Linked DNA regions of Homo sapiens: region 2 is linked to region 1. Evidence: read pairs that join two places in POLR2A ChIA-PET (ENCODE). Cell type or tissue: A673. All regions are shown on one strand. Each heading gives the region's core, and the rest is flanking DNA. Links, peaks and the distances in the headings are about the cores only. Region 1 holds the start of ELFN1 (extracellular leucine rich repeat and fibronectin type III domain containing 1). Region 2 holds the start of LOC105375303 (a long non-coding RNA gene).

Region 1 (14,859 bases), core at 8,296-10,795:
AGAGCCTCCTGCAGGGAGGGGGATGTGCAGCCGTGATAATGCCAGCACAATGGACCCAGGCCTGGGCTGTAGCTATGGCCCTCCCGCCCAGCCCTGGTCACCAGCTAGACCCTGGCAGGGTACAGAGCCCTGGCTGCTCTTTTGTCAAATGGGAGCCATGCGCAGTTGTGTGTGTGTGTGTGTGCGCGCGTACGTGTGTGCACGCGTGTGTGTGTGCGCGCACGCGTGTGTGTGTATGTGGGGGGTGGGCTCTAGCTGAGTAGGTGCCAACATCCCTGCAAGACGGGCATAATCATTAGTGTGTAACTCAGGGTCACGCAGCCCAGCGGAGGTGATGGGAGATGAGGGTCAGGGTCCCCAGGCCTCTCCTCTCCTCTGCCACCCAAGGCCAGTTCCTCGGGGTGAGCACTCCTGGGAGCACAGGCCAGCCCCTGACATCACCCACTCTGGCATCACCCGTGCTCCAAATCCCAGTTCACAGCGTGTCCACGCGATGCCCGCACCCCACACTCCCGATTTCGCTGCTGTGCCAAATATTCCCTCACTCGCTAAGCCGGGTAGTCACCAAGACTGTCGCAGAGATGGGGGATGCTCTGGCACCCACGTGGGCAGACAGAGGGCAAAGTGAGAGCCGAGGCTCAGGGTCCACACCCACGACCGCTGGGGCCAGGCAAGGGCAGCAGGGCTGAGGCTGGTGGTGGGTGCAGGAAGAGGACACCAGAGGAGGCTTGGGGGAAGTCTGGGCACCATGGGAGGTGCTGAGGCTGTTTACAGACCTTTCTGTAAAATGTGGGGTGGGGGCCCAAGGGTGTCCCAGACAGGCTATGCTGGGTTCTGGCACATGTGAGCCGTGAGCCTGGACCATGTTACTTCCCCACTCCATGCCTCGGCCTTCTGGTCTGTGAAATGGGCACACAGCACCTCCCTCCGGGCTGTGTGAAGATTCCCAGTGGCGCGGGCCTTACCCACAACTGACATGCAGGGCCGCAGGGTGGGGCGGGAGAGCTGCTCTGAGCCCAGGTATGGGGTGTGAGGCTCAGGTGCCCTGGGTGGTCGTGGCAGGATGGGAGCTGAAGTCCCATGTTGGCACAGGCTGCACTCCAGGACCCCATGGTGTGTGTGTGCGTGCACCTGTGCCTGTGCACCCCTGTGCATGCCTCCCCAGTGTGTGTGGGAGCACGGTGGCACACACACTGTGCATGGTGAGGGCACAGGCGCCCAGGGCTGGGAGCTGCCCATTCAGCTGAGTCCCCTCGGTCCCTGACTGGTGTGGATTCGGGTGCGGGAACACTGGATTTCTGGTGAGTTGTTTCTCTGAAAAGCTGTCTCTGGGGACTCACAGCCCTCAGATGTAGCATGCTCTTGCTCTGTGGGGACAATGTAATGAAGGAACAAAAATAAGCCCGGATGTCTGTCAGACAGCAAACACCTCAGGGGCCTGACTCTCTTCCTGACGTCCCTCCCTGCCTACCCCAAGGACAGGGGAGCCGGCCGCTCCCAGACCCACCAGGAACCCGCGGGAGCTCCACACGCTCCCTGCATCTCAGAGCCTCCATCCGCTCGACTGAATTTGCAAAAAAAAAGAAAAAGCAGACAACAAATTCATTTTACAGAACCTAACCCTCAGACGGAAGGAATTTCACATCAGAGCCACGATCATTCATGAACCCACATCGGCTGCCCACTGTGGTGTCCAAGAGGGGAAAGGGGTGGGGGGGCCAGGAGGGTGTGCACACACCTCTATTCACGCAGACACTAATCTACACACACGTGAGTTCATGCACGTGTGTGCACACTCCCATATTCAGACACGAATCTACATGCACACACCCGCGAACCTACACACACCCCTGCACAGTCCTCTGTTCACACAAGTGGTAATCTACACGCACACACGTGAACATGCGTGCCTGCTCCCATATTCACTTGGACACCCATCTGCACCCAGAGCCACACGCAAATGAAGATCTGAGAATCCCGTCTCCTGGAGGAAGCCGGGGTGCCGGATACCTGAGGAATGGGCCCTGAGCCCCACTTCTGTGGGCACCCTGAGGGGTTCTGTGCCAAGATGACCCCACTGTTTCATACCAATCCATTCTGGGGGGTTCATCTCCCCAAGAACACAGCTCTGAAATGCTAATGGCTGTCAAAGGGAAGCAGGACTTGCTTCGCACAACCTTCCTCTCCACAGGACGGCCTCCCTCATTTCCTAATGAATATAAATAGGAAAATGGGTTTTGCCTTACAGAATATTTTTCTCTATAGGAATGTAGCTCCAATTTCTAAGCACTGTCAAAACAGAAGTTACATCCTCTCTGTCTCTCCGCTGCCAGCGTCGGCACCCAGTACGGGCTACCCTCATGGCTTTCAGACGTCGGCAGTCCCCTGGGTGGCTCATTCCCTCGTGTGCCCTTAAAAACCCTTTCTCCGTCGACATCAGAGGGATGCTTTAAAGCCAGCCTTGTCTCTCAGCTGCTGCAAACTCCCCAGAGACTTCCCGAAGCAATCCGAGTACCAACCAACTCTTCCCAAGAGCTCCGACACAGGAGCAGCCCGGACCCTGGGGCCTCTCCCGCTCACCTCTCAGCCCCCACGGCCAGCTGCACTGGCCTTGCCCTTCACCCACACGAAGCGTGTCTCGGCTGCGGGGCCATTACACCTGCTCTCCCTTCCCCAGCATCCTCCTTCCCTGTCTCTTTGCACAGCAGGGCACAGAGGGACGCAGGGACCGAACCTGCGCCCCATCCAGGTTCCAGGGCTGCAGGTCTGAGGGCCATGCAGGGCAAGTCAGAAGGGCGGGGGATTCTGCCAGCAGTGGCGGCTCTGCCCTTTCCAGAACTGGTGTCAGCCATTTACACTCCCCACAGCCATCCATCCACCCCCGTCCTCACATGACGGAGGAGAGGCCGAGGCTCCGGGAAGGGAAGGGACCCACCTCAGGTCACGCCGAACACCAGAGGCTCCCCAGCCCGGGCCACCCCATGATCTGCAGCCAAGCCCTTCCACCATTCCACAGGACAGATAGATGCAGGGGTGGTCCCTCAGTGAAGAGGGCAGAGGCCGGGCCCTTCCACAGCTTCCACGGGGCAAACAGACACAGGGGCAGTCTGTCAGTGAGGAGGGCAGAGGCCTCAGTGCAGGCTCCCCTCAGGCAGGGAGACAACAGACTGGGGGTTCCTCTCCAGGGTGCCCTGGAGCCACTACCAGCACCCTTTAGGCAGAGGTAGGCACTTGGCTAATGCCATCTCCCTTGGGATCTGGTCTAGGAACCAGCTGCCACCTTTCCAGACATGTCCGGGAAGCATCCCAGTCCCCCTCCCAGGCAGCCTCCCTCGGTCAGCACTCTGACCAGTGCGGGGGCCAGGCAGGAGCCACAGCACAGCCCAGAGTCCACGCCCAGGAGACACATCCTGAGGGTCCCCAGCCCCTTGGGCTTCTAGGGAGGCCGTGGAGGTCGAGATGGCAGTGAGGGAGCCAAGCGCTGGCCAACCCTTCATGCAGCCCTGGCGGGGCAGCTGTGCTGTGGGTATCTCCGGGACACCTTCCCAGCCACTACTTCGGGCTGTGTCTCGACAGCGCGGGACTGTGAAGGCACACAGCTGTCCTTGACTCGTCCCTCCGGGCCAGCGACGCCTCACTGTGTGCTCTGCAAAGCCCTCTCCCTGCAGGGCCTCCTGCGCACCGGCCGAGGGTCTGGGGAGCCCCCCGACGGCCCCCCCATTTCCAGACCCCGCTCCTCGGCCCCAGGAAGCCGGGCGGGATTCTCATCCATGTGGGGCGGGCACATGGCTGGCTGTGTTTGTATCTGTGTTTATTAAACTAGAGAGAGTTAATGACTAAGAGGTGCCTGAGTTTGATCCTGCTGAAAATAAGACTCGGATCTGTCGGTAAACACGGGGGAGCCTCCAGGCTGTCAATCATCTCCCGGGGTTTCCATCCCAGGAAGGATTCCGCCTGGACCCAACCCAACAGCCTCCAAATGTCAGGGCAGCAATGCCGGGGTGTGCACCTGTCACGTGGACAGACCCCCGCCCCCGAGCCCTCGGCCGCCACCTGGCCACATGTCCAGCGCTGGTGAGAAGCTCTCAGCGCGGTCAGCACTCTGTGACAAGCCCTCTGACAGAAGTTACCACTGGAGTGGGGCGGACAGCAGAGAGATGCGCTTCTGTGGGGTGGGGTCCTAGAGGGGGTAGTGGGCCACAGAGGGCCTGGGGGTGCACAGGGGTGGAATGTGGCTTCCCAGACAAGCTGGTTCACCTCCACGCCGTGGGCTGCCGGGTCCCCGTCGGTAAGGCCAGGGCACTCTCCCAGCTGAGCCCGGATATGAGGTGTGGGGAGCCCAGCATGGGAGCAGGGCTGAGCCCAGATACCACTGCCTGCAAGCCTCAGTGGCTTGCGGCCACTGCCCTGTCTGCGCCTCAGTGTCCCTATCTTTAAAATTCAGAGATTGAATTGGGGGCTCTAGCAAACACAGTGGACCTGGTGATGGCTGGGCTGGCCCGGGCCGAAGGATGTTTCCCGCCCGGCTGTGCCTCCTCTGTCCCCATCCCTCCCTCGGAAGCCCAGAGTGCAGTTTTCCAATATACCCCAGCCTCATGTGGGGGCACTGGGCACAACACACAGGGAGGCAAGGCCCTGTCCCTTCCACCAGTCTCTCCCACTGTGGCTGCCCGAGTCTGTCCTGGAACTGGCAGAGGAAGACATTAGGGCAGACGTCGAGGGCGGGGGGGTCACCGTCCACTGTCATGGCCCCTCTCCCCACCCCCCTCACTGCTCTGGGGGCCTCACACCTTCCCTTCCGCTGCCTCTCCTGCCTGGATGCCTGCCTCTTCCTGTGGGGTTATCTAAACTCTGCCCACCCTATAGGGGCCAGCTAGACCCCTCCTCCTCAGCCCCAAAGAGGAGCTTGGGTCCGGCTCACAGGCGAGGGGAGCCTGGAAGCCGTGAGTCCTGAGGAACTAACTGCTGGGCAGAAGGGAGGCAACCGGGGCTGAGTAACCGAGATCCTGAGACTCCAGGGTCTCCCACCACAGAACAGCCCCAGGAGTCCTAGCCATGTGGGTGGGGAAGAGCTGTGTGGACCAGCCTCCATGGCTCAGTTTCCCCACTGGCTCCTGTGCACCCCCATGGCCCGGAGCAGGGAGCGGAGGAGTGGTCCTCTCTGCCTCAGTTTCCCCACCGGCTCCTGGGCACCCCTCATGGCCCAGAGCAGGGAGCAGAGGAGTGGTCCTCTCTGCCTGACTCAGTTTCCCCACTGGCTCCTGTGCACCCCTCACGGCCCGGAGCAGGGAGCAGAGCAGTGGTCCTCGCCGCCTGACTCAGTTTCCCCACCAGCTCCTGTGTACCCCCGTGGCCTGGAGCAGGGAGCGGAGTAGTCGTCCTCTCTGCCTCCCCTCTGAAGGTCCCTCAAGCCCTGCTGGACCCCCTCCTGCCTCAGCCTGGGTTCCAGCTCTTCTCCAAGACCAAGACCCCAGCTGCCCCAGGACAGCTCTACAGGTGTGGAGGCCTGGTCCAGCCACAGCTCCAGCTTACTTGCTGTGTGACCTCGGGCGATGCTGGACCCTTCTGGAAAATGGACCGGCTGGACCATCTTCAGGGGCTGGACCGGCTGATCTCCGAGGGAAAGGAGGCACATTTATTTGTGAGACCATTGTCTTTCCATCTGGGGATGCCAGCTCCAAGGCAGCCAGGCTCCTCTGGGCTTTGTCCCAGGCTCCAGGTAGGGCACACAGTTGGCCCTTGTCTGCCATCAGCGCTCCCAGGGTGGTCTCTCACCTCCCGCCCTCCCTCCCCAGGAGGCTGGAAGAGGTGGGACAGAACCAGGTCTCAATCCACCAGCCTTGGGAAAGGGACATCCGGGGCAGGGGGCGGGGAGGGGGGGCACGGTGCTGGGCTCGAGTGCCCATAGCTGCCACCCTGCTTCCTGTTTACTGTCGGTGCCACTGACTGGCTCAGGGTGCACAGGGGTGAAGGGAGGCAGCAGCCCCCAACGACCAAGGCCTCCCACCCTGCTGGAATCCCCTGACCTGAACCAACACAACAGGACACAGACGCCAGACATAGGACCCCTCCACCACCCTCTCCGGCCCCACCCCAATCCGGGCCTCAGTCTCCCCATCTGTACAGCTGGTGCTGGAATGGATGGCGCCATCGTCCACTGCAGTGGCTCCACCACCAGCCACCCCCACAAACACCCACCCAAGGCCACTTGACACCTGAGCTTGTGCTGGAAGAAACCAAATCCACAACAAAAACAAAAAGGAAAGAGCGGGGGGGGGCGCTGGAGAGATGACAAATGTATCCAATGTCCGCGGCGGTGCCACCATCCGCTCCAGGTTCACGCCTGGAAATTTATGGCCTCATCACCCAGCCCTGGAGATCTATCTATCTCTCGCCTGTCACTCACTTGCATTTTTAATCCTGCCCCCCGCCCCGCCACCGGCCCCCTCGTGTATTTATGCACCACCCACCCGGGCATCTCGAGGGCCTGCCTGTTTCTTTCTTGTGAAGATATATGAACACCCCAAGTCCATGCACCTCTGCTCATAAATTTCCTCCAATGCGATGGTGTCTGAGTCTGGCACGGAGAAACACAGTCCCCTACCAAAATGGGGAATTGGCTTGTCGGGGGGGAAGGGATCCTGGGGTGGGGGCTCTGACCTCAGGGGGACCTTAGAAGGAGGCTTTCCTGAGTGCTTAGAAAATTCTATCAAAATCTAGAGCTGATGCGTGTGTGTTGGAAACAGATAGAGAAAGTCACCAACATGGGACCCAGGCAGCCACTCCGATTTTACCCCATTGATCTCAGGCACTGTGGTCATATTTTAGTCCCATTAATTTTTCTCTCCTGGAGAGCAGGTGAAGCCTACAAGTATACATTTAGGGTGAAAATATTCAAATGCCGGGGTCCGAGACAGGCAACTACTCCAGGCTCTGGCCCTGGGCGCTTGCTGGGACCCCGGACACCTGTTTCTTGGTGGGGACCGTGGTAGGGAGGTGGAGGAGCAGCAGCCTCTCCCTGGCCCAGGTGTGGGGAGCCTGCCTCCAAAGACACTTTGAAAAATCAGTGCTTTCCAGTGGCAGTCCTGGGGCATGGTGGGGAAGGGACGCCGCCCTCCCTCCCCTCCTCTGGTCCTGGGTGCAGGTGCCCACCACATCCCTGCACCCTTACCCCAGACTTACCAGGCCTCAGGAGTGTGGCTCTGGTTCAGGTGCCCACTGGCTTTTCTGGGAGTCGGGAGCTGCCTGCCGAGCCTGCTGTATCATCCTGAATTATACGCACACAGCAGTCCTGCTGCGGCCGAGGAGGAGGGGGCTGCACAGCTGGCTGTAGGACAGGGGGAGGGGCATGGCCCCCAATCTCTGACTTGGAGACCCCCAGGTCTTCTGCCCACTAGGGGTGGGGATCAGAACTCCCTGACCACCGTATGCCCAGGAAAATGAGGGACCCAAGTGCTGGGGTCCTGGCTGGGCTCCAAACCCCCTCAAATCCAGGTGAGGGGGTGACCCCCTCCCACACACGGCCCCCTGGAGTTTGTCCCCCTGCTTTGGTGGAGTGGGGCGCAAACCTGGGCTGGGACCTGTAAGCCAGTCTTCTCAATGCTTGTTCAATTAAAAGGTGGCAGGGGCAGGGACCCAGGGGGCAGGAGGCCAGGGGGCCAGCCAGGCAGAGAAGAGGAGCATGTTGATGCTTTTCAAGCAACCTATGCCCAACCCAATGGGGTTTCCCCCAAGGCTGGGTGCAAGCTGGACCTCTTTGGAGGCTGGGGGCCTCTCTAGGGGGCAGCCCCTGAGAGAGGCAATATGGGGAGATTTGCCATTTACATCTGCTCCTGGCTCCCGGTCCCTCCACAGCTTCTGTCCCCAGGCTCTCCGCACAGCCCTTAGCCCAATCGAGGGAATGAGCGGCAGAGGCAGCCAGCCCAAGCCAGGGTCCAAAGAGGCCCCACTCCGGGTGTGCAGGAAGGGAAAGTGCTGGCACGGAGGCTTTTTGAGGACGTGCACACCTGGCTCGGCCGGCCTCGACCCTTTCTGCTAAGCCTTCGTTTTTTTCAGAAGGCATGATCATCCTAGCCCCATTTCACAGGTGTGGAAACTGAGGCTCTGAGATTCACCTGCCCCAAGGTCACACAGCTGAGACCTGGAAAAGCCGGATTTTCATCTCAGAGGGTGTCGTTTTTATGGGGGGGGGGGCGGTGTGCGGTACGGCAGGCAGTGCCCCCCGCCCCACCCTCAGCATCAAGCAGGTGACCTGCAGGTTTCAAAGGATGGAAATGGGGGCGCTTGTCTTTAGAGGCAGGTTGGGGCACGGAGGCTTGGCAGCCTCCTCCCAGCCCCCAGAGGGACGAGGACGAGGATGGACTCCAGGTGGGGCGAGGGGTGGAAAGCACCCAGTAAGTTCAGTTCGGAGCGAAGCCCCCCACCCCACCCCCCCGCCAGTGGTTGGACTCAGGGGCTGGGACCGAGGAATGTGACCCCTCCCCGTGCGTGACTGGACGGTCCCCGCGCGGAGCGAGGAGGCTCGCAGCGTCGGGGGGAGGGCGGCCCAGCAGGGAGGGCGATGCGAGCCTGGGGAGGGGTCAGCGACTCGGCCAGGAGGTGAGGACAGCCCCCTAATTTCCGGGAAGGGAAGGGCAGGGGGCCGCGTCTGGGGGGCGCCGGGCAGGGTGCGGACGGCGAAGGGGGACGGAAGGGAGAGAGGCGCTGGGGAAGGGACCTCTCGGAGGCACGGGGCAGCGTGCGGGCTGCGGCAGCGACCCCGACCCGGGCCCCCGGGCTTTGTCGGGCTGAGCCTGCGCCCGCTCCGCCGCCGCCAAGTTCCTCCAACTTTGCCCGCTGCGCTCGGATCGCGCGCCAGGCCTGGGGGCGCAGCAGGGGCTGGGGGCGCACGCTGCGCACTCGGGGACGCCCGGGGTTCGAGGTGGCGGGGGGCTTGGCCGCGCCGCTCCCCGGGGGTGGTCCGGGTCCCAAGTCCCCCAGGTTCAGCGCCCGGCCGCGCTCGCCGCTTACCTGCCCGCCCGGCCTCGGTTCCGGGGCTGCGCCCGCAGCCGCCGCCGTCCTTCAAGCTCTAACTTCGCTCCCGGGATTGAAATTCCTCCCCAGCTTCGCCCATCGATCTGCGCGCGCGGCCCCGCCCCTCGCCGCGCGGCCGGGGGGGAATTCAAGCTCGCCCTGCCCCCTCCCGCCCCCCTTCCCTCCCTCCCTCCCTCCTTCTCTCCCTCCCTCGCTCCCTCGCCCGCCTGCGCGCTCCCTTCCACCCCCTCTTCCTCCGCCGCGAGTCCGGCTCGGAGCCTCTGGCCCTCCCCTTCTCTCCCTGGCCTCCCGAGCCCCCTGCTCTCCTCGGCTCCCCGCGGCAACCCGCTCCTTCCCTCTCCCGGCGACGCGCAGGGGCTGGGGAAGGAGGGGAGGTCCTAGAAAGCGCAGGGGGCGTCCTCGCGGTCCGTCCCCGGCCCTCCCCGCCCACATCTAAAAGGTGGAGGGGGTGGGTGGGTGGGTGGGGGGAGTGGGGGCGACAGCTGTTGGCTGAACAAGCTACCCGCGACTCCCACCACCTCAAGCAAAGCCAAGGCGTTCTCAGGTCCTCCCGTCGGTCCGCCCCTTATCCGGGAGGGCAGGGACCTAGGGGCGGAGAACGCAGGGCGCAGGCCGGGCCTCCTCTGCCCAGCCCTGGCCCCGCTTCCTTCCTTCATTCACCCCAACCTCTGTGAGGACTTCAGGGGGTTCTGGAGCACTCTTCGGCTCAGTTTCACCCTGACAACCTGCCTGTGCGGAAGCCCCCGTCCGCATGTTACAGGAAGGGAAACTGAGTCAAGAGAGGCCCAGAATCTGGCCCTACACAGCGCGTCGAAGGCAGAGCCCCAGGGGCAGCCTGGACCCCCGGCAGGAGCCTCGGGACTCCACGCTCGGGCCGGGCAGGCCCCGGCGGTGCCTGGACAAGCCCGCGTTCGCAGAACGGCCGGCGCCTGGGGACCCTCTCCAGTCCCCGCGCAGCCCGCGCGTCCCCGCCGGCGCCCCCTCCCCGCTTCCTGTCCCCCGCCCGCCTCTGGTTCCCGGCCTCAGTACCCCCGGCACGCTCTCCGCTCGCCGCCAGCAGCTGGGCAATTCAACGAGCATACAAAAGAGTTGACTCAATTCAAAGGCAGCAAATCAAGATAAATCCTATAGTGTGTGGGGACCGGAGAGGGAATGTGAATGAACGCCCACGACGCCGTTCAGTCCTGTATGGACCGGCCTAGCCCGGCTGCAGGGCCTGACACGCCCGGGTCCTAGGGTTCTCCAGGAGCCAGAATCGGAGAGTGGGCTCTGAGCTGCCTTGGCTCCCAGGCCCCCAGCACTGGCCCGAATTTAGTAATTTAGAGCTTGTGGCCTCCTTCGGCTGGCTGGGTGGGGCTCCCGTGATAGGGGTGCAGAGCCTTGAAGGGGAGTGCTAGGACGAAAGCCAGTGCGCCCCCACGATTTCATGCAAATACTGGGGGGCAGGGGCCCTGGAAACCCAGCACAGCCCCAGGGGCCGGCAGGAAGGGCACCGGTGGTTTGGAACACCTAAGCTGTGGCCTTTCTCCCTCTGCCCCGACCTGGACCACGGTCAGAGCCAGGCCGCAGGCCAAGAGCAGGTCCTTGTTTACCCACCAGATAGATACTGCAAGCCTGGGATGTGCCAGGCCTGGGCCTGTGGAACGAGGCCGGCGGTGAGCGGGGCACCCTCTCCTCCCTGCCTGTCTGTGAGGTCTCCCCAGCTGCAGCTCCACTAGGGAGAAGCTGGTCGGCCCCCAGAGCTTCCTTGGTCACGCTTGGAAGGTCCCAGTAAGCTACCCTCCAGCTTCTGGCCTGGCCAGCCTTGTGCAGAAGATGACCACCGGGCTCCGGGCCCCAGCCTATCCACTCCGCCTGCCAAACATAAACCCCAAGAGAGGTACTGGATCCCCATTTCCAGCAGGTTCCCCCAGGCCTGTGCTGGCCAAGTGCAGCCGAAGCTCTGGAATGAGCCTCCTTTGCCTTCGCAGGTGTCCCCCGTGTGCCCTGCGCTGTGCTGGGCGCCTGCCCGGAGGAGCCGCGCCAGGACGTCCTGCTACTTCCCAGGAGCAGGCATGATGAGTCCATTTCCTCGGGGTGCAAACTGAGGCCGAGGGCCTCTTCAGAGCGCCCTTGACCGGTACTGCCTGACCCCAGAGGTCAGTTCTGCGGTCACTCGGGGTCTGAGATCCACGGAGAACCTCAGAGGTCAACTTGAGGGGCGGGTAGGGGTACGCGCGCGGGGCCGTGGGAGGCGAGATCCCGCAACCTGAGGAGCCAGGACCCCAGCAGAGAGCGAAACCTGGAGCTGGGGGAGGGGACGGCAGAGGACTGGAGGCCGGGCTGCACGGCAGGGGTCGAGTCCTCGCGGCCGCCCCCCCCCCCCACCCCGAGCGGAGGCTGCGCCGTCCGGCTGCGACCGAGTCCCCGGAGTCCCGGCCGGGTCGCCCCTCCCCCGTGGCCGCGCCGATTGGCGGCCTGCTGTTACCCGGACGCCGGCGCCGCCGCCGCGAGGACATCTGTCCGGGGCCCAACGCCGCGCTCCACGCCCCCTGCCCCTCCCCCAGACCCAGAACCGGGGAGAGGACGCGGCGGTGAAGCTGGGAGGTTGGAACCTGGAGGGCGGCGGAGTCCCGGAGTTAACGGGGCGGGGGGCGGGGCCGGCGCTGGCCCTGGGGACAAAGATCCCCACGCTGCCTGAGGGCTGGGCTCTGCAGACACCGAGGCAGGAAGAAGGACTCCGTATTCCCCGTCCCCCAGATCCTCAAATCCACTCAGGCTCAGACCTGAGTGTCCAGGTGGGGTGGGGGAGACCGAACCCTCCTGGGCCCTCGAGGCGCGCGAAGGCGACGCTGAAGGGGGGACGCCGGGACGCTGCTTCCTCCCTGCACACGCCGCCCGAGCTGCATCCCTAAACGCTCCAGGAGCTTCGCGGGTCCCCCCTGCCCTCCACAACCCCCGAAGCTGCCCCCAGCGACCTCTCCCCGCCCTCAGATGGGGCCGCAGGGGCGGGCGAATGTGTTGCGCTCGCCGTGGGTTGGGAGGAAGGGCGCGGATTGTAGGAAGTCCCTGCTCCTCCCTGGGCAGCCTGGCCCCGGGGACTCGCGCTCAGCCCGCGGCGGAGGACTCGGTCGGGAATGGTGCTGAGATTGCGCGGGTACGGCCCAGGGCCGTGACCGGGTGGCCACCGTGCAGTTTGGGAAGAGAAAAAGTTCGGGGGGGGGCCGACACCCCGAGATCGAAGAGGGAAAATGGGAGGAAAGCAGGCGGCAGGGAGGGAAGAGCGGCGGAAGAGGGACCAGGAGAGCTGGGGGTCCGCTCTGGGCCCCGGGGTCCCGCCCCACTCGGCAGCCCAGCCCAGCCCAGCCCCGCCGCGCCAGCTTCCCGGACCGGGAGAGGCTAGGGTCACCGACGCCTATTAATAGCCGCGAGCGGGTCCTTCCCGGGAGCTCCGCAGCGGTCGGCAGAGCCCAGCCACCGGCTGGGGTGGGGGCGGGGGTCCCGTAACACCCCCTCCGGAGGTTCAAGCGGCGCGGGGCGGGGCGCTGCGCCCCCCCACGCCGGCTTTGCGAAGTCGAGGCACCCACAGCCCACTCCCTCCCCACCTCCGACTCCGAGACCAGGTTTCAGATGAAGAGGGGTTCGTCTGTGGTTCAACTTGGGGCGCCGCGGCTACCCCAGCGCACTCGAAGGCGCGCCCAGCCCCCTCCCCCTCTTTCTGCCCAGCCGGCTTTTTGCTCTCAGCGCGCTCCGGAAAGTTTCGGGGTCCCCGCGGCGCCTCCCTAGCCCTAGGGGTCCGGAGTCCTGGCCCTTCCAGCCGCGGCGTCGGGGAGGGAAGTTTGTCCGGCCCAGGCTCGGCGGCCGCTAACTTCGGGTGCGCCCGCCTCCGAACCTGGGTGGGTGGATGGGGACGCCCGGGAGCCGCGGGCCCCGAGCGCCGCATCCAGAGCCCCGCGGGCGGGGAGACTCGGCCCTGGCGCGGACGCCGAGGTCAGGGCACCAGGGATGGGGTGGCCCGGGCTGCGAGAGCCGCTGGGGACCCTGCGCTGCCCCCCGCCGCCCCCCCCAGAGAGCATCCTCTTCCCTGCCTCCCCTAGGGGCGGGGACCCTCCGATCCCGCAGCGGCGACAGAGGGGTCCCCCGGCCCCGGACAGCCCCCTGCCCCTCAGGCCCCTTCTTACCTGGGCCGGGGTGCGGGCCCCGGGCTGGAGGCACTGTCGCGGGCGAGCAGAGCGCGCGCACCCCGGTTCCCCGAGCGCGGCGGCGGCGGCGGCGGCTTCCCCTCCTTCCTCCTCCTCTTCCTCCTCCGGGCTCGCTGGCTCCAGACAGCCCTCCTCCCCCTCCCGCCCTGCCGGCCCCTCCCGGAGCCCGCCCGGCTGGACTCGGCCTGCGACCCGGAGCCCAGCGGAGCCGGCGGGAGCCAGGCTGCGGCGCTCACTGCGTCAAGCGCGGGGCGAGCGCGGGGCGGCGGCGGCGGGGACCGCGCGCTCGGAGCCCGGGGCTGGCCGGGCAGGCGGGGGAGCGGCGGCTCCGGCTCCGACTCGGGCTCGGGCGCGGGCGCAGTGGTGGCGGCCGCGGCAGCGCCGAGGTTGTAGCACATTCTTTCTGAGCGTGATGGAAGGTTTCATGTGGGAGAGCGCGCGGGGAGGGATGGGGAGGGGGCGGGGGCCGCGGCGGGGGCGACCGGAGGGGCGGGGGGCGGGGTCGCTGCCCGCACGTCGGTGGGCTGGGGGGTGGCCGGAGGGGGGCTCCGGAGGGGAAGTTGGAGCCAGCCGCGGGGGCGGCGTGGGAAGCCGAGTGGCGGCCTCGCCCCCTCCTCCTGGCCCGCCCCGCTCGCCCCCTGCCCCCGCCCCAGGCCACCCAGAGGCTCCCAGGCTTCGGTTTGGAAGAGAAGCGTCCGAAGGTCTGGGGGTCGGGACCCTGGTGGCGCTGGGAGGTGGGCCCCTGGGTGGGGACACGGCTGTGCTCACAGGCGCCCGGCAACCTCGTGGAAGTTGACCCCAAGTCAGACCCTCTGTGAGCGCGCGCGTCCGCGAGGGCCAAAGCACAGCCCGCAGGACGCGCGTTTGCGGGGCGGGGGGAGAGCGGGGCACTTGGGGGCGGGGAGGTGGAGCGAGAGGGTCGTCGGGCCCCTGGCGGCCCCGCGTCCCCAGAGACTCGCCCTCCCCTAAGGTCGCCGACCCCTCCCTCCCTTCCCTCCCCGTTGCGCGTCGCCCCCCGCCTTTCGGCCGGGAGGAGGGGGAGGCGTGGGAGCGGCCCGGCGCCTTCCGATTCCCGGAAGGTTCGGTTTAGCGGATTTCCCTCTCCCTTCATGTGCCTCCGGAATCCCAGCGGATCCGAAATCGCGCCCTCGGGCTCTGAGCCGAGGGGTCCCCCGTCGCTCCCTGGTGGTCCCGAGCCCTCGCCGAGCGGTCTCACGGCTTCCCAGGGCGTCTCCCGCTCCCACCCGCCCCTTCCCCAGCCTGCGGCTTTCGTGTGGGCTAAAAATTCCAAACCAGGCTCAAGAGCGCCCTCGCCCGGCTAAGCCCCCGCGCGCCGCTTCACAAACCGGCCGCGTGCGGAGCTGCGGAGCCCGGGACCCCCAGCGCGCGCTGGGCGCGACACTCTGGACCCCGCTGCCAGCGCCGCGCCCCTCCGGCCGGGGAGCCCCACACCGTCAAGAGGGCAGGGAGAGGGGAGGGGAGGGGACTACTGGAGGGGAGGGGGCTGCTCCCCGGGTGTCTTTCCCGGAGGAGGTCCCGGGACAGGGGTGGGGGTGGCGCGGGAGGCCGCAGACAGCGCGCCCCGAGGATGGCCGGGCCGGGGATGGGCGCGCGGGGCTCCTGTCCGGACGTGGGTCCAACGGCC
Region 2 (14,859 bases), core at 5,061-7,560, 53 kb after region 1:
AGCCAGGATGGTCTTGATCTCCTGACCTTGTGATCCGCCCACGTCGGCCTCCCAAAGTGCTGGGATTACAGGTGTGAGCCACCGCGCCTGATGCCCCCCCCAGCTAATTTTTTAAACAAATTTTACAGAGATAGAGTCTTGCTATGTTGCCCAGGCTGGTCTCAACCTCCTGGGATCATGGGATCCTCTTGCCTTGGACCCCCAAAGCAGTGAGATTATAGGTGTGAGTAGCCTCACCAGCCCTGCTTCTCACTCTTCTAACTTGCCACGTAGCCTTGAGTGAGCCTGGGCCCCTCTGGGACCCTTGCTGGCATAGCAGGTAGATGGTGAGCCTGGGCTGACTTTGACGACACAAGCCCACTGCCTCCACCCCACTCCCCCATCTCCCCTACCTTACTTCACACGCCTCACTTCCTGGGGCGGGGGGACCTGAGGGCAGAGAGGTCTCACGGGTCGGATAGGCTGGGCTGGCAGGGAGCTGGGTGCCCCAACGTGAGGCCCTGTGCTCGCCCGCCTTGAAGACCAACCCTCAAACAAGGCCTTTGTGTACGCAGTAGACCTATGGGAAGCTTTTGAGGGAATGAAGGATGCTTATATCATCACAGAACCCCAAAAACAGAACCTGAATGCTGTCCTTCCCTTTGGAATGTCTCCTTTCTTCATTTGTTTTTGTTTTGATACAGAATCTTGCTCTGTCACCCCGGCTAGAGTGCAGTGGTGTGATCTTGGCTCACTGTAACCTCCGTCTCCTGGGTTCAAATGATTCTCATGCCTCAGCCTCCTGAGTAGCTGAGACTACAGGTGCCTGCTACCACGCCCAGCTAATTTTGTATTTTCAGTAGAGACAGGGTCTCGCCATGTTGGCCAGGCTGGTCTCAAACTCCTGAGCTCAGGTGATCAGCCCGCCTCGGCCTCCCAAGGTGCTGGGATTACAGGCGTCAGCCACTGCACCCTGCTAATTCTTGTATTTTTAGTAGAGATGGGGTTCCACCGTGTCGGCCAGGCTGGTCTCGAATTCCTGACCTCAAGTGATCCGCCCACTTCAGCCTCCCCAAGTGCTGGGATTACAGGCACCTGCCACCACGCCCGGTTAATTTTTGAATTTTTAGTAAAGACGGAGTTCCGCCCTGTTGCCCAGGCTGACCTCAGGTGACCCCCCTCTCCCACCTTGGCCTCCCAGAGTGCTGGGATGACAGGCTTGCGTCACCACACCGGGCTAATGCTTGTATTTTTAGTAGACAGGCCTCGCCGTGCTGCCCAGGCTGGTCTTGAGTCTTGGTTTGTTGTATTATTCCCACTGCACCCCCCAGGAGTTCCCCACCTGCCACCCCTTCCCCGGGATCTGGCCACCTATGAGTGGGGCAGCCACCTGTCACCCCAGGCCCTCCTCACCTCTCTCTGCTCCTGCAATCCTGTGCCCCTCCCCTTGGCTTCCAGAAACTCAAATCTCCCCATTCATCACCCGGAAGCTTTGAGTAGATGGAGGTCTAGCAACACAGCCTCTCAGAGAGGCCAGTGTGGGACCCTGCGGAGCACGGGCTGTGCAGTCAATCTGGGGAAATGGGCTCACCTGATGGAAAACGCTAAGCAAAGCCTCTGCCCCAACCCGCCACAAATTCCTGTGACATGGATTAGAGACCTCAGCGCACAAAGCAAACTTTTTTATGCTTTCTGGACCGGGAAAGAGTTTGTACATAAACACCAAAAGCACAAATCACGAACAGAAAGATTGCCAAGTCCAGACAGAGCAAAATTAGAAACGTCTGCATGACAAAAGCGCACCATAAACAACGCAGCGAGACAAGCCACAGACACAGAGGGGATATCTGCAACCCAGATCACCAACAAAGGGGTCATACCTGAGACGGACGGGGAGTCCCACAGATCAAGGGGAGATGAACAGCCCCGTCGGAGCGGGCGACGTGGAAACCCTCCGGCGAGTCCCAGAAGAGGCCGGTGGCTGCTACCAAGAGGCGCCCGCTGCGGTCACAATGGGGGCAACGTGGACGGAGACCTCCATGAGATGCGGCCCCCACACCACCCGCCGGGCCTGAGTGTGGCACAAGGACGTGCTGGTGAGGACCGAGAGCCTCAGTGCCTCTCCCCTTGCAGGAGCGCCAAGTGGCACGTCCCTTTGGAGGCTACCCGGCTGTTTCTCCTGCGGTTGAGACCACACCTGCTCCATGCCCGGCGGTTCCACCCTAGCGTGTGTCCTGGGGCAGGTGCAGCATCGCTGGGGATAACGGGAGCTAGAAACAGCATCCAGGCGCCTTTTCAGGGAAACGAATGAATCACCTGTGGTGCCTGGTGGGGGACGCCGCCGCGCAGTTCACACCAACAGATTCCAGATGAACCACACCTGCTTCTATCAACGCGGATTAACCTCAGAAGGGTACTGTGGGGTGAGAAGAGCAAGTTGCTGAATGTCACGGACAGCAAAATACCATTTATACAAAGTTTAAAAATACAAATTTCACGGCCGGGTGAGGTGGCTCACGCCTGTGACCCCCAGCATTTTGGGAGGCCAAGGCAAGCGGATCACCTGAGGTCAGGAGTTTGAGACCAGCCTGGTCAACATGGTGAAACCCCATCTCTACTAAAAATACAAAAAATTAGCTGGGTGTAGTTGCAGGCGCCTGTAATCCCAGCCACCGGGAGGCCGAGGCAGGAGAATCCCTTGAACCCGGGAGGCGGAGCTTGCGGTGAGCCGACGTTGCGCCACCGCACTCCAGCCTGGGCAACAGGAGCAAAACTCCACTTCAAAAAATTAAAAAATTAAAAAATTAAAAATAAATAAAAGGAGCCCCAGAGGGCTCCCTCACCCCTTTCCCACAAGAGGGCACGGCGGGAAGGTGTCGCCTATGACCCAGGAAGCCTTCGGCAGACACGGAGCCTGCCGGGGCCTGGATCTTGTGTCTGCCTCGAACCTGTTTTTCCGGGTTCTTCGCTGCCCGTGGCCGCCCCGTCGGAGGCTCCAGGGTGCAGTTCACCTGCTGGCTTCATCACGGCCTCCTGAGCCCTGAGGCCCGGGCGGGGGCGGGAGAGCAAGTCCAGGGTCACAGGCGTGGAGGGGTGCTCCGCGTGAGATGCGGCCCTCCTCCGAGGCGGTTCGGATGAGGGGGACCCCCGAGAGCGATGGGGACTTGGGGTCCCCGGGAGGAGTTAGCAGTAAAGCAGCCGCCACGGTGGGGACCCTGCAGGTGGCCAGGGAGGGCTGGATGCGGTCTCCTCTCCCACCGGCCCATCTCCCTGCCCCCAGCACAGGACGGGCTCGCGTGGGGGGCTGACGGGAGCTCAGGGGCCGGTCAGGCCCACCCCTCACTCCCCGGTCCAGGCCTGGGGGCGACAGCAACTGCGGGCATTGGAGGAGGCCGTCTGACGCGCAGCCAGACCCCGCCACAGAGAGTGACCCGGAGGCCCAGGGCCCCGCTCGGGCGGGTGAGGGTTCCTGCACGACGCCAGCTTCCGGGGGAAGCGGAAGCTGCTCACACTCACGGCTCCACCCAGGTGGGGCCCTTCAATAACTCGGTTCCGCTAACGTGGTGCCGGCTTCACACACCGGCTCCCCCGCCGCTCAGACGGTTCCAGCTGTCCTTCTCCCCTCCTCGCGTTCTTACCAACGCACTTGGGGCTGGAGAACCCTCGCGCCACCCACACTCACACACACACCTACATGTACATACACCCTACACACACACACCTACACACACCTACACACACCCCGACACACATACACCTACACACAACCCCTACACACACCTACACACCCCTATACACACACACCTACACACACCTACACACACCCCTACACACACCTACACACCCCTATACACACACCGCCACACACCCCTACATAACACACACCCCTACATACACACACACCTACACACACCCCTACACACACATACAGCTACACACACCCCTACACACCCCTACACACCCCTACACACACCCCTACATACACACACACCTACACACACACATACACACACATACACCTACACACACCCCTACACACACCTACACACACTACATAACACACCCCCCCACATACACACACCTACACACACCCCTATACACACACCTACACACACCCCTACATAACACACACCCCTACATACACACACACCTACACCCCCTACATACACACACAACCCTATACACACATACACACATACACCTACACACACCTACGCACACCTATGCACACCTACATGTACACACACCCTACACACCTACACACACCCCTCCACACACCTACACACACACCTACACACACACACCCCTCATAACACACACCCCCTACATACACTCACACCTACACCCCCTACATACACAACCCTACACACACATACCCCTACACACACCTACACACACCTACGCACACCTATGCACACCTACATGTACACACACCCCTACACGCACACACCTACACACATACACCCCTACATACACACACCCCTACACACACCCCTACATACACACACCCCCTACATACACACACACCCCTACACACATACCCCCTACATACACACACACACAGGCACACACACACCTGCAGAGGCACACACACCCCTACATACACACACACACCTATATACACCTACACAGACACACACACACACACCCCTACACACACATACATCTACACAGGCACACACACACACCCTACATACACACCCCTACATACACACACACCTACATACACACCTACACAGACACACACACCCCTACACACACACATCTACACAGGCGCACACACACACCCCTACATACACACATCCCTACATACAAACACACACCCCTACACAGACACACTCCTACACACTGGTCTCCCAGCCTGTGCCTCTCCCCGTGGAGTGCCCCCTCCACCCTGCAGCCGAGGAGCCCCCAGCCCTGTGTGGGACCAAGGCTTCAAAGCCCCCACTGACCCCACCACCCATAAGATCAAAAGCGAAATTCCTCGGTGGGTCAGTTTGCTTGGGCCGCCATAACAAACTCTCACAGACCAGGTGGCTGAAACAACAGACGTTTATTTCCCACGATCCTGGAGGCTGGAAGTCCAACATCAAGGTGTGGGTGGGGCTGGATCCCCTGAGGCCTCCTCCTCAGCTTCCAGACAGCATCTTCTCCCCATGTCCTCACGTGATTGTCCTTCCGTGAGCATCTGTGTCCTAATCTCCTCTTCTTAGAAGGACTCCAGTCAGATTGGATCAGAGCCCACCCTAGTGACCTCATTTTCCCTCCATTATCTCTTTAAAGACCGTGTCTCTGGCCAGACACCGTGGCTCGTGCCTGTAATCCCAGCACTTTGGGAGACTGAGGCAGGAGGATTGCTTGAGGGCAGGAGTTCAAAACCAGCCTGGGCAACATAGTAAGACCCCATCTCTACAAAAGAATTTTTAAAAATTAGCCAGGCATGGTGGTGCATGCCTGTGGTCCCAGCTACTTAGGAGGCTGAGGCAGGAGCATTGCTTGAGCCCAGGAGGTGGAGGCTACAGTGAGTCCTGATAGGGCCATTGCACTCCAGCCTGGGTGACAGGGTGAGACCCTGTCTCCAAAAAATAAAATAAAATAAAATAAAAATAAAAATAAAAATAAAAAGATTCTGTCTCCAAATACAGCCATATTCTGAGGTCCTGGGGGTGAGAACTTTGGCGTATGAATTTGAGGGAGACACAATTTACCCCATGACGCAGGGCATGAGATTGAAAGGCCTTCGCAATCCAGGCACCATCTTCCTTCCCAAAGCCAGATCCCGGGGGCCATGTGGGGTGTCCTGAAAGCGGGAAAGTTTGCCATGGTGGCCCCCAGTGGAGGTCCTGGCATCCTTGTCTCTGGAGGTCAGAAATTCTTAAAGTAAGCGTGGGCTGCCCTCCCTGCCCTGGGCCTCCTGTCCACTTGAAAGCACACACAGGAGTGGGCTTGGTCCAGGCTGGGGGAGGAGGAAGGTGCCCTGGACCAGGAACCCAAACACCAAGGGAGCAGCAATGGGGAAGTGTTCTGTCCTGGCCCCACACGCTGGCAGACCATGCTGGTGCTCCACACGTCATCACTGTCACAGCAACTCTGCAGGGCAGGAGGTGTGACCCCAGTTCACAGATGAGGAAACAGAGGCTCCTCAAGGACGCAGGGCTCACCCGAGGTCACACTCAGGAGGGAAGAGCTGCATGTGGGCCCACAGGTTCGAGTGCCTGTTATGCAGTCACAGTCCAATGCGCGGAGGCAGCAGGGTTTGCAGCAGAGAAAGAGTTTCAGGATCGCTGGGAGCCAAGCAGGGAGATGGGAGGAGACCCTCAAATCCATCTCCCCAAGGAGTTCTGAACTGGGGTGTTTTGGGTTTTTTTTTTTTTTTTGGTTGTGTTCCAATAAACTTTATTTATGAACACTAAATATTCATGTTAATTTTCATGTATCATAAAAGTCTTTAAAAACAAAGCATTTAAAATTATAAACACAATTCCTAGCTCACAGGACACAGAAAGCAGGCAGCAGGCTGGATTTGGTCCACAGGCCATAGTTGGCTGTCTCTTATACAGGCTTTAATACGTTATGCAAAGTGTTTCAAATTCCAGAGACTTTGGATACTTCTCTTTTTTTTAGATTTCTCATTTTAAAATATATACAATGCAAGTTTTCTTTCTGGATCAATATACTCGCATGAGAGAAAATAATTCAGAAAAAAATATATTTCCTTACTTAAAAAAAGGGAAAGGCACCAGGCATGGTGGCTCATGCCTGTAATCCCAGCACTTTCGGAGGCCAAGGCAGGAGGATCACGAGGTCAGGAGTTTGAGACCAGCCTGGCCAATATGGTGAAACCCCGTCTCTACTGAAAAATACAAAAATTAGCCAGGCACGGTGGTGCACGCCTTAGTCCCAGCTACCCGGCAGGCTGAGGCAGGAGAATGGCTGGAACCTGGGAGGCGGAGGTTGCAGTGAGCCCAGATCACACCACTGCACTCCAGCCTGGGCGACAGGGCGAGACTCTGTCTCCAGAAAAAAAAAAAAAAGGGTAGGGGGAAAGCTGTAAAACAAATGTTTCATCTTAAAATATATAATTAGGCAATGTAAAGTTAAAGATTAGAATGTTTATCCTATGCAACATAAAATAATATGCATAGATCTGGTACATAATTTATTAGTTTTTACTTTAGAAAAAAAGTGAGAAAAAGGTTTATAAATTTCTCAGTCCCTTTTATAAAAAGTTGCAACTAAAACCAGCCATCACTTATGTGTATAACCATCAACTCTGAATATAATATTAATTATACCTAGGAACTGGAATTTACCTAGACGAATTCTGGCTGCTTTTTGAAAAATGCACAATTGTATCACAGAACACTGTGGCTTCTACAATTTGTAACAATTTTGAAAAGGAAACTCCTGCTTCCATAATATAGGGCAACAAGAATACTCTTTCCATAGTCATGATCCTGTGTAAAAAAAAACCTCATAGTCTGATTTACCTTTATCAAAGGTAAAATGATTCACATTTGCATGGATTACTCTGATCCTCAGTAGTTCCTAAACACAAAATACATTTTGCATAAACCTTTATCTGGGTTTTCCAAAGCAAGTATTACACTGGCAGAAGTCCATGACCTGAAGAAAAAGAAATTGAATATAAAAGGTTTACCGACTTTATCCTTTCTAATTTTACGATAGCTTCAGGCGTTGAGACCCAGCTGGTTTCTTGTGCCTATCCATTGTGAACTTCTAACACTTCTCAGTGCCATCTTTTAAAGGTGGTTGCTTTATTTTGCGACGTAGAAAATCCTTTCGTCCAACTTCAATCATTTGTTCTTCCCAAGACTTCATTTCATTATAATAATGAATTTTATCATCTTTAGCAAGTTGAATATATACTTTCTTTTGAGAACCAGACAGATTTTTCCAGTTTTCATTTACAGTCTTCAGCTTTGCCTGCGGTGAACCATCCTTAGCTTCTTGGAAGCTTTCAGCTACATAAATGTTATAAGCTGAACGAGATCATTTTGGTTTTCCAAGCAGTGTTAACTCTCTTTTTTATTAAAGCTTTCCTTTTTAAATGTTCCTGCATGATTTCTTTTTCCAAAGACATAATCTGACTTGGAGTTAGCTGTTCTTGAATTCTGCTTATCTCTTCTTTGTATGCCTGCCAGTCCACCCTATAAGCATCTTCATATATTTTTTTTCTCTGAATTGGGAAGTTCCGTCCAATGCTCAGCGATTCTTCTAATTAGTTCTGTATTTTTTGCATCTGGGTTCTGAGCTTTAAATATGGGTAGTTGTTCTTTAGAAAATCAAAGGTAAGAAGTTACAGGTTTCTTTGGATAACTTGCCAAGACAGGCGAAAACCATTTCCATAAATACATAAAACTGAAGGGGAAGCGCGGTCGACTTCCACAGCTGGTACACAGCTCCGCCAGGACCTTCCCAGGGCCCTCAGCACACCCCACGTGCTTCACACCAGCAGACCAGGCAGTGACCAGGAACCAGTCTCGGAGAGCCTCCTGGCACGACAGAACCACCCCAGCAATGGCAACTCGAACCTGCCTGTGACCCTCCGGAGTTTGTTATCATGCCTGCCACTCGCGAGACACTATGTCATTCAGGCTGGAGTGCAGTGGCGCGATCTCGGCTCACTGCAACTTCCGCCTCCCAGACTCAAGGGATTCTCCTGCCTCAGCCTCCCGAATAGCTGGGATTTCAGGCGCGTGCCACCATGCCAGGCTAATTTTTGTATTTTTAGTAGAGACGGGGTTTCGCCATGTTGGCCAGGCTGGTCTCGAACTCCTGACCTCAGGTGATCCACCCACCTTGGCCTCCCAACGTGCTGGGATTACAGGCGTGAGCCACCGCGCCTGGCCCTGAACTGGGGTTTTTAAGGGGATCATGGAGGGTGAGGGGCTGGGTAACTGGGGTCATTGATGGGTTGGGGTGAGAGGAGTGTAGAAACGGCATTCTTTCGTGAGTCAGTTCCTTGTGGGGTCCTTCGGGTCAGCTGGCATCAGTTGTTTCATTGGTGGGCAGACCTGAAGGAATATCTCAAAGTGAAAACATTTGGTGATGTTCAAGTTGTTATCTGTAGAGTAGTTAAAGGGAGCTATAATCTAGATTCTACATGATTCTAGGACAATAGGCACCCAACAGCTATGAGGAAGTGGATCCGAGAGCAAACGGACCCAGCGATGGACGGTGAATTTGCCACAAGCGTGGTGTATTTTCATTGCTCCCCCTCTTCTTCCCTGATTTATTTTACTATTATTATTATTATTATTATTATTATTATTATTATTATTATTTTGAGACAGAGTTTCACTCTTGTTGCCCAGGCTGGAGTGCAACGGCGCTATCTCGGCTCACTGCAACCTCCACCTCCCAAGTTCAAACAATTCTCCTGCCTGGGCCTCCCTAGCAGCGGGGATTACAGGCACCCACCACCATGCACAGCTAATTTTGCATTTTTAGTAGAGATGGGGTTTCACCATGTTGGACAGGCTGGTCTTGGACTCCTGACCTCAAGTGATCTGCTCACTTTGGCCTCCCTAAGTGCTGGGATTACAGGCGTGAGCCACCGTGCCCAGCCTCTGATTAACTGTATAAAGTTTATAGGGATGGCCAAGCACAGTGGCTCACACCTATAATCCCAGCACTTTGGGAGGCCAAGGAAGGAGGATCACTTGAGCTCAGGAGTTCAAGACCAGCCCGGGCAACTGTGAGACCCCATCTCTATAAAAAAAAAAAAAAAAATAGCAGGGTGTGGTGGTATGCACCTGTGGTCCCAGCTACTCAGGAGGCTGAGGCAGGAGGATCACTTCAGCCCAGGAGGTTGAGGCTGCAGTGATCTACAAGCACGCCACTGCACTCCACATTGGGTAACAAAGAAAGACCCTGTCACACACACACAAAGTGTGTGTGACACTTCAAATGTCAGGCTTCAAATGTATCATGCACCAACAGCCACATGGGCCAACCTTTCTTTCTTTTCTTTTTCTTTTTCTTTTTTCTTTTTTTTTTTTTTTTTTTTGAGACAGAGTTTTGCTGCTCTGTGGCCCAGGCTGGAGTGCAGTGGCCTGATCTCAGCTCACTGCAACATCCGCCTCCCAAATTCAAGCAATTCTCGTGCCTTAGCCTCCCGAGTAGCTGCGACTACAGGCATGTGTCACCAAGCCCGGCTAATGTGTTGTATTTTAGTAGAGATGGGGTTTCACCACGTAGCCCAGGCTGGTGTTGAACTCCTGAGCTCAGGCAATCCACCGCCTTGGCCTCCCAAAGTTCTGGGATTACAGGTGTGAGCCGCCGCACCCAGCCCACATTGGCCCCCTTTCTGATACACACTAAACCTGTTCCTGCTCCAGGGCCTTTGCACTCTCTGTTCCCTCTGCCCGGAGCGTTCTTCCTCCACAACTACCTGTGGCCTCACTGACCGTCCTAGCTAATATCACCCCTCAAGCACCCCGCTCATAATCTTTTCTTTTTTCTTTTTCGAGACGGAGTCTTGCTCTGTTGCTCAGGCTGGAGTGCAGGTGCGCGATCTCGGCTCACTGCAACCTCCGCCTCCCGGATTCAAGAGATTCTCCTGCCTCATCCTCCTGAGTAGCTGGGATTACAGGCACATGCCACCATGCCCGGCTAATTTTTGTATTCTTAGTAGAGATGGGGTTTCACCATGTTGGCCAGACTGGTCTTGAACTCTTGACCTCGTGATCCACCCGCCTCAGCCTCCCAAAGTGCTGGGATTACAGGCATGCCTGCTCGTCATCTTTAGAGCACCTATCACTATCTGAATTATCTTTATTACTGGTTCCCTTGTTTATGGTCTGCCTCTCCCAGATAGATACAGAACAATGTCTGACACACAGCCCAGTCTTAGTGAACGTGAGATGAATGAATAAACCCCAGCCAGGCAGTTCTAATGGAAGCTGCCGTATGGACTCAGGGTGAGCAACTGACCAAGCCAGGCCATGCACAGTCCTTCCGTGGGGTTTTCCCAGCTGAGGCTAAAGAAAGACGCGCAGATCCCGCCCGGTGGCAGATGGCATGGCATGTGGCTCTGGAGCTCTCTGTCCCCCAGTAACCCCATCCCCACCCCCCAGGAGGAAGAGGCTGCCCGGCCAGAGGTAGATGTGCTGAGAGCAGCAGGGATGAGGCTGGAGACGTCCTGGGATCTCTGAGCCTTCCTTCTGTTGCAAAACCACAGAGTCCTGACTTCTAGGAAATTCCTTTCTTGCCTCAGCAAATTTGAGCCAGGTCTCTGTGACTCATTAGTAAAGGACCCTGATGGGCACAGATGGAACAAGAGGCCAAGGGAAGGGTGGGGCCTCTTTGTTATAAACGAGGTGCAGCTGGGCATTGTGGCTCACGCCTGTAATCCCAGCACTTTGGGAGGCCGAGGTAGGCGGATCGCTTGAGGTCAGGAGTTCAAGACCAGCCTGGCCAACATGGCAAAACCCCACCTCTGCTAAAAATACAAAAATTAGCCAGGCATGGTGGCGGATGCCAATAATCCCAGCTACTTGGGATACTCGGGAGGCTGAGGCAGGAGAATCGCTTGAACCCAGGAGGCGGAGGTTGCAGTGAGCCGAGATCACACCACTGCTCTCCAGCCTGGCAATAGAGCAAGACTCGGTCTCAAAATAAAAAAAAGGCACAAGTGAAATGGTCACTCAGCTGAGACAACAGAGATGGGAGTCTGATCTGCTTTAGGGTTGGATTAGACCAAGCTCTATGGGTCTCTTCCAGCCCCTGTGTATCCCAGGGGCTCCCCCACCTCTGTGGGCCTCTGTTTCTCCCATTATAAAATGATGGGGTAGACGAGATGGCCCCTGAGCCAAGTCTGGTCGAAATGTGGCATCCGAACTGACGCCCAGTAGATTTCTGACCAGTCTAGCCCATCACCCCACTGGAGGAGGGAGACACAGGCTGAGGACCACTGACCAGTCAGCCAGGAGACCTAGGCCCTGGGCACTGCTGGGCCGGTTCAATCCAGCGCCCTGCCTGGCAAAACCCCGCTACGACTCATCAACACGCAGCAACTCCCCCTGCCCCCAGCTCGGCAGCTCCAGTGTGGACAATCGGCAGAGCTGCTCAGGTGGATCTAAGACTCCCCTAATGAGATTCTTGACGATTGGGAAACTAATGATATGCTCAACTCATCTTTAATTGGCACGGTGCTGCTGGAGATGCCAGCGCGGGCGAGACGCGGGGCGGCTTTGACTCAAGCCATCATTATCGCTCCTTGGCGGCACTTGGTCCTCGCCCACCCTCAGAGCCATTGCCCCCGCCGCCCCGCTGCCCCCACCCCCCAGGCTGCGGTCTGCCAGCTGGGCCCTCAGTGGCTCCTTCTGTCTGGCCTGCAGGGGGGCCCCAGGCCTGTCCCCATGCAGATACCCCGCCCTGGGAGGCTGGTCACATTCTTGGGCGCTGAGAGGTCCCTCCCTCCCTCATCATCGGCGTTTCCCTCGCTGGGTGGGCCTCAGCCCTATGGAGGGGTCTCATGAATGGTGCAGGAAGCAGGAGGGGGGTGCTGACCGGTGCATGGGAACCTGCTTTCCTGGAGACCCATCTTAGCTCTTTCCATCCTCAGCTCCTGACCCCTTTCTCAGCCTCATTTTCCCCACGTGCAAAATGCAGATAACGTTAGCCCTTCCCCCGGGGGCTCACGAGTGGGCAGCCCGCACTGTGTGGTCAGACTCATGGGAAGACGAAAGGGTGCGGGAGAGGTCTGATGCCCGCTGCTCGCCACCTCCGGGGGTGTCCAGGCTGGGCACAGCAAGCTCTGTACGACCAGCCAGGGCAACCTGAGTCCAGTGACAGCCCAGTGCGTGGGGTCCACAAGGGAGACCCAGTGCCAGGCCGGCGTGGTGGGAAGAGGAGCTGCAAGTCATGCTGGGAGCCGGGGAAGGCAGACAGTGCCAGGCTGCAGACTCAGCCAAGGTCCAGCCAAGCCTGCTGCGCTGTGGCACCTGAGACACAGGTGCCCACCTTCTCCCCCTTGAAGCTCTCTTCCCGGAGCTCCCCAGCCCCCCGCTTCTCCTCCTGCCTCCTTGACTTCTCTCTCAGCCCCGATTGAGCCAGCCCGCAACTGTGGGGCTCCTAGAGGTTCACTTTGAGGCTCTCTTGCCCTCTCACTCACTCCCCCTCCCTAGGGGAGCTCACCTGTGACCTTACCTCGAATAACCACCCCCATGGATGGTCCCTAAATGTCTCTCTTTGGAGGCCAGCACCTCCAGACGCCCTGCAGGAACCGCTCCCCTTACTCAGTCTCCTACCACAGCGAATGACACCAACTGCCTAACCAGCTGATCAAAGCAGAACCCTGGAAATCATTTCTTTTTTTTCTTTCTTTCTTTCCTTTTATTTTTTTTGTTTTGAGATGGAGTCTCTCTGTGTTGCCCTGCCTGGAGTGCAGTGGCACAATCTCAGCTCACTGAAACCTCAAGCAGTTCTCCTGCCTCAACCTCCAGAATAGCTGGGATTACAGGTGCACGCCACCACACCCGGCTAAGTTTTGTATTTTTAGTAGAGACAGGATTTCACCATGTTGGTCAGGCTGGTCTCGAACTCCTGACCTCAGGTGATCCGCCCGTCTCGGCCTCTCAAAGTGCTGGGATTACAGGCGTGAGCCACCGCGCCCGGCCCTGGAAAGCATTTCTTGATCCCACCTTCTTTCTACATCTGGTCAATCACCAAATCCTGTCTATTTGACCTTCTAGATGTCTCTGGAAGTTCTTCACCAAGCTGTCTCCCCACTGCCCCCTATGCAGGCCCAAGCCTATCCCCGATGCACTGCCTGGACCAGTGGCTGCACAAAGCACGCCAGCCCATCACCTGCCCCAGCATCCCTGGTGCACTGTGGCCAGAGCCGAGCTGCCAGTCATGGAGCCGACCCCTCCCCAGCACGAGACCAGCTGACCCCCGGGCCATGCCGAGCAGCTCGGGCACATGACTCGGTCTTTCCTGGAAATTCTCTCCCAGACAGAATGATTGCTGTCACCCTTTGGGTCACAATGCTGGGAGGATGGGCGTTTAGAACATCTGGTGGCCACTGTCCCCAGCAGCAAGGAGGAAATCCATCCCCAGAAAGAGAGGGACCCAGAGAGGAGATCTCAGTGGTACCCTTGACCAGCCAAACCTGAAGGCCTGCGTTTCCCAGTTCTGTGAGCCGCTAAATTCCCTGCTATTTACTTCATCTTATTGGAGTTGGGCTCTTTCCGCTCATCTACAAGCCCTGAGGGACATGCTCTAAACATCAGCCTCCCCGCTGCAGGAATTAACCCCTTCAATCCAGCCCCTGAATTGGGTGGTCACTGAGATCGTCTAAAGGCCAAGTCTGCCCTCTGGCCCTGCCTGTAATCCCCCTCTCCAAGGCTCCCCAGTGCCCACAAGGTGAGATCCAGATCCCTTGGCGTGACTTCCAAGCCCCATCTGTCTCCAGCTCTCCAGTCGCATTGGTGCCCACTGTCCCCCTCGAGCTGAACACAGGTTCCTGTTGGACGGAAAGACCTGCAGCTCCCCAGGGGTGCTGGCCTTTGAACATGCTGCTCCATCAGCCGGGAACATTTCCACCACATCACACCTGCGAGGCCCAGCTCCCTCCTGGCCACTCCTGTCCAGCCTGCCCTGGGCCCCCAGGATGGGGAGATTATGAGGACTCCCATGCACCCCCAGAGACCCCTGGATCCCCCGTGGGAGGACTCTGCACCCCCAGAGCCCCCTGGATCCCCCGTGGGAGGACTCTGCACCTCTGGAGCCCCCGGGATCCCCCATGGGAGGACTCTGCACCCCCGGGGCCCCCAGGATCCCCCGTGGGAGGACTCTGCACCCCCGGAGCCCCCGGGATCGCCTGTGGTAGGACTCTGCACCCCCAGAGCC

The links. Peaks named below come from ENCODE experiments on the same cell type or tissue, not always from the same donor. Only the 100,000 strongest peaks of a DNase experiment are listed, where the experiment ranks them.
Region 2: POLR2A ChIA-PET joins it to region 1 with 13 read pairs; 3 of 35 experiments call an interaction of 5 or more read pairs at or near these places.

Annotation. Positions count from the first base shown.
Region 1 is chr7:1,664,505-1,679,363 of GRCh38, reverse strand. ELFN1 (extracellular leucine rich repeat and fibronectin type III domain containing 1) reads right to left here and starts at 9,087. Exons shown (of 4, transcript NM_001128636.4): 1 at 9,010-9,087. RefSeq lists enhancers at 7,535-8,241, 8,242-8,948, 8,949-9,655, 9,656-10,363. In A673, for the core only: no CTCF peak of the experiment used is centred there; DNase peaks (open chromatin) are centred at 9,283 and 10,163; H3K4me3 peaks cover 470 bases; H3K27me3 peaks cover 1,942 bases.
Region 2 is chr7:1,608,193-1,623,051 of GRCh38, reverse strand. LOC105375303 (a long non-coding RNA gene) reads right to left here and starts at 3,457. Exons shown (of 2, transcript NR_165252.1): 1 at 2,928-3,457; 2 at 1,648-2,395. It also overlaps the pseudogene TFAMP1. RefSeq lists enhancers at 13,437-13,968, 13,969-14,501, 14,502-14,859. In A673, for the core only: no CTCF peak of the experiment used is centred there; no DNase peak of the experiment used is centred there; H3K27me3 peaks cover 380 bases.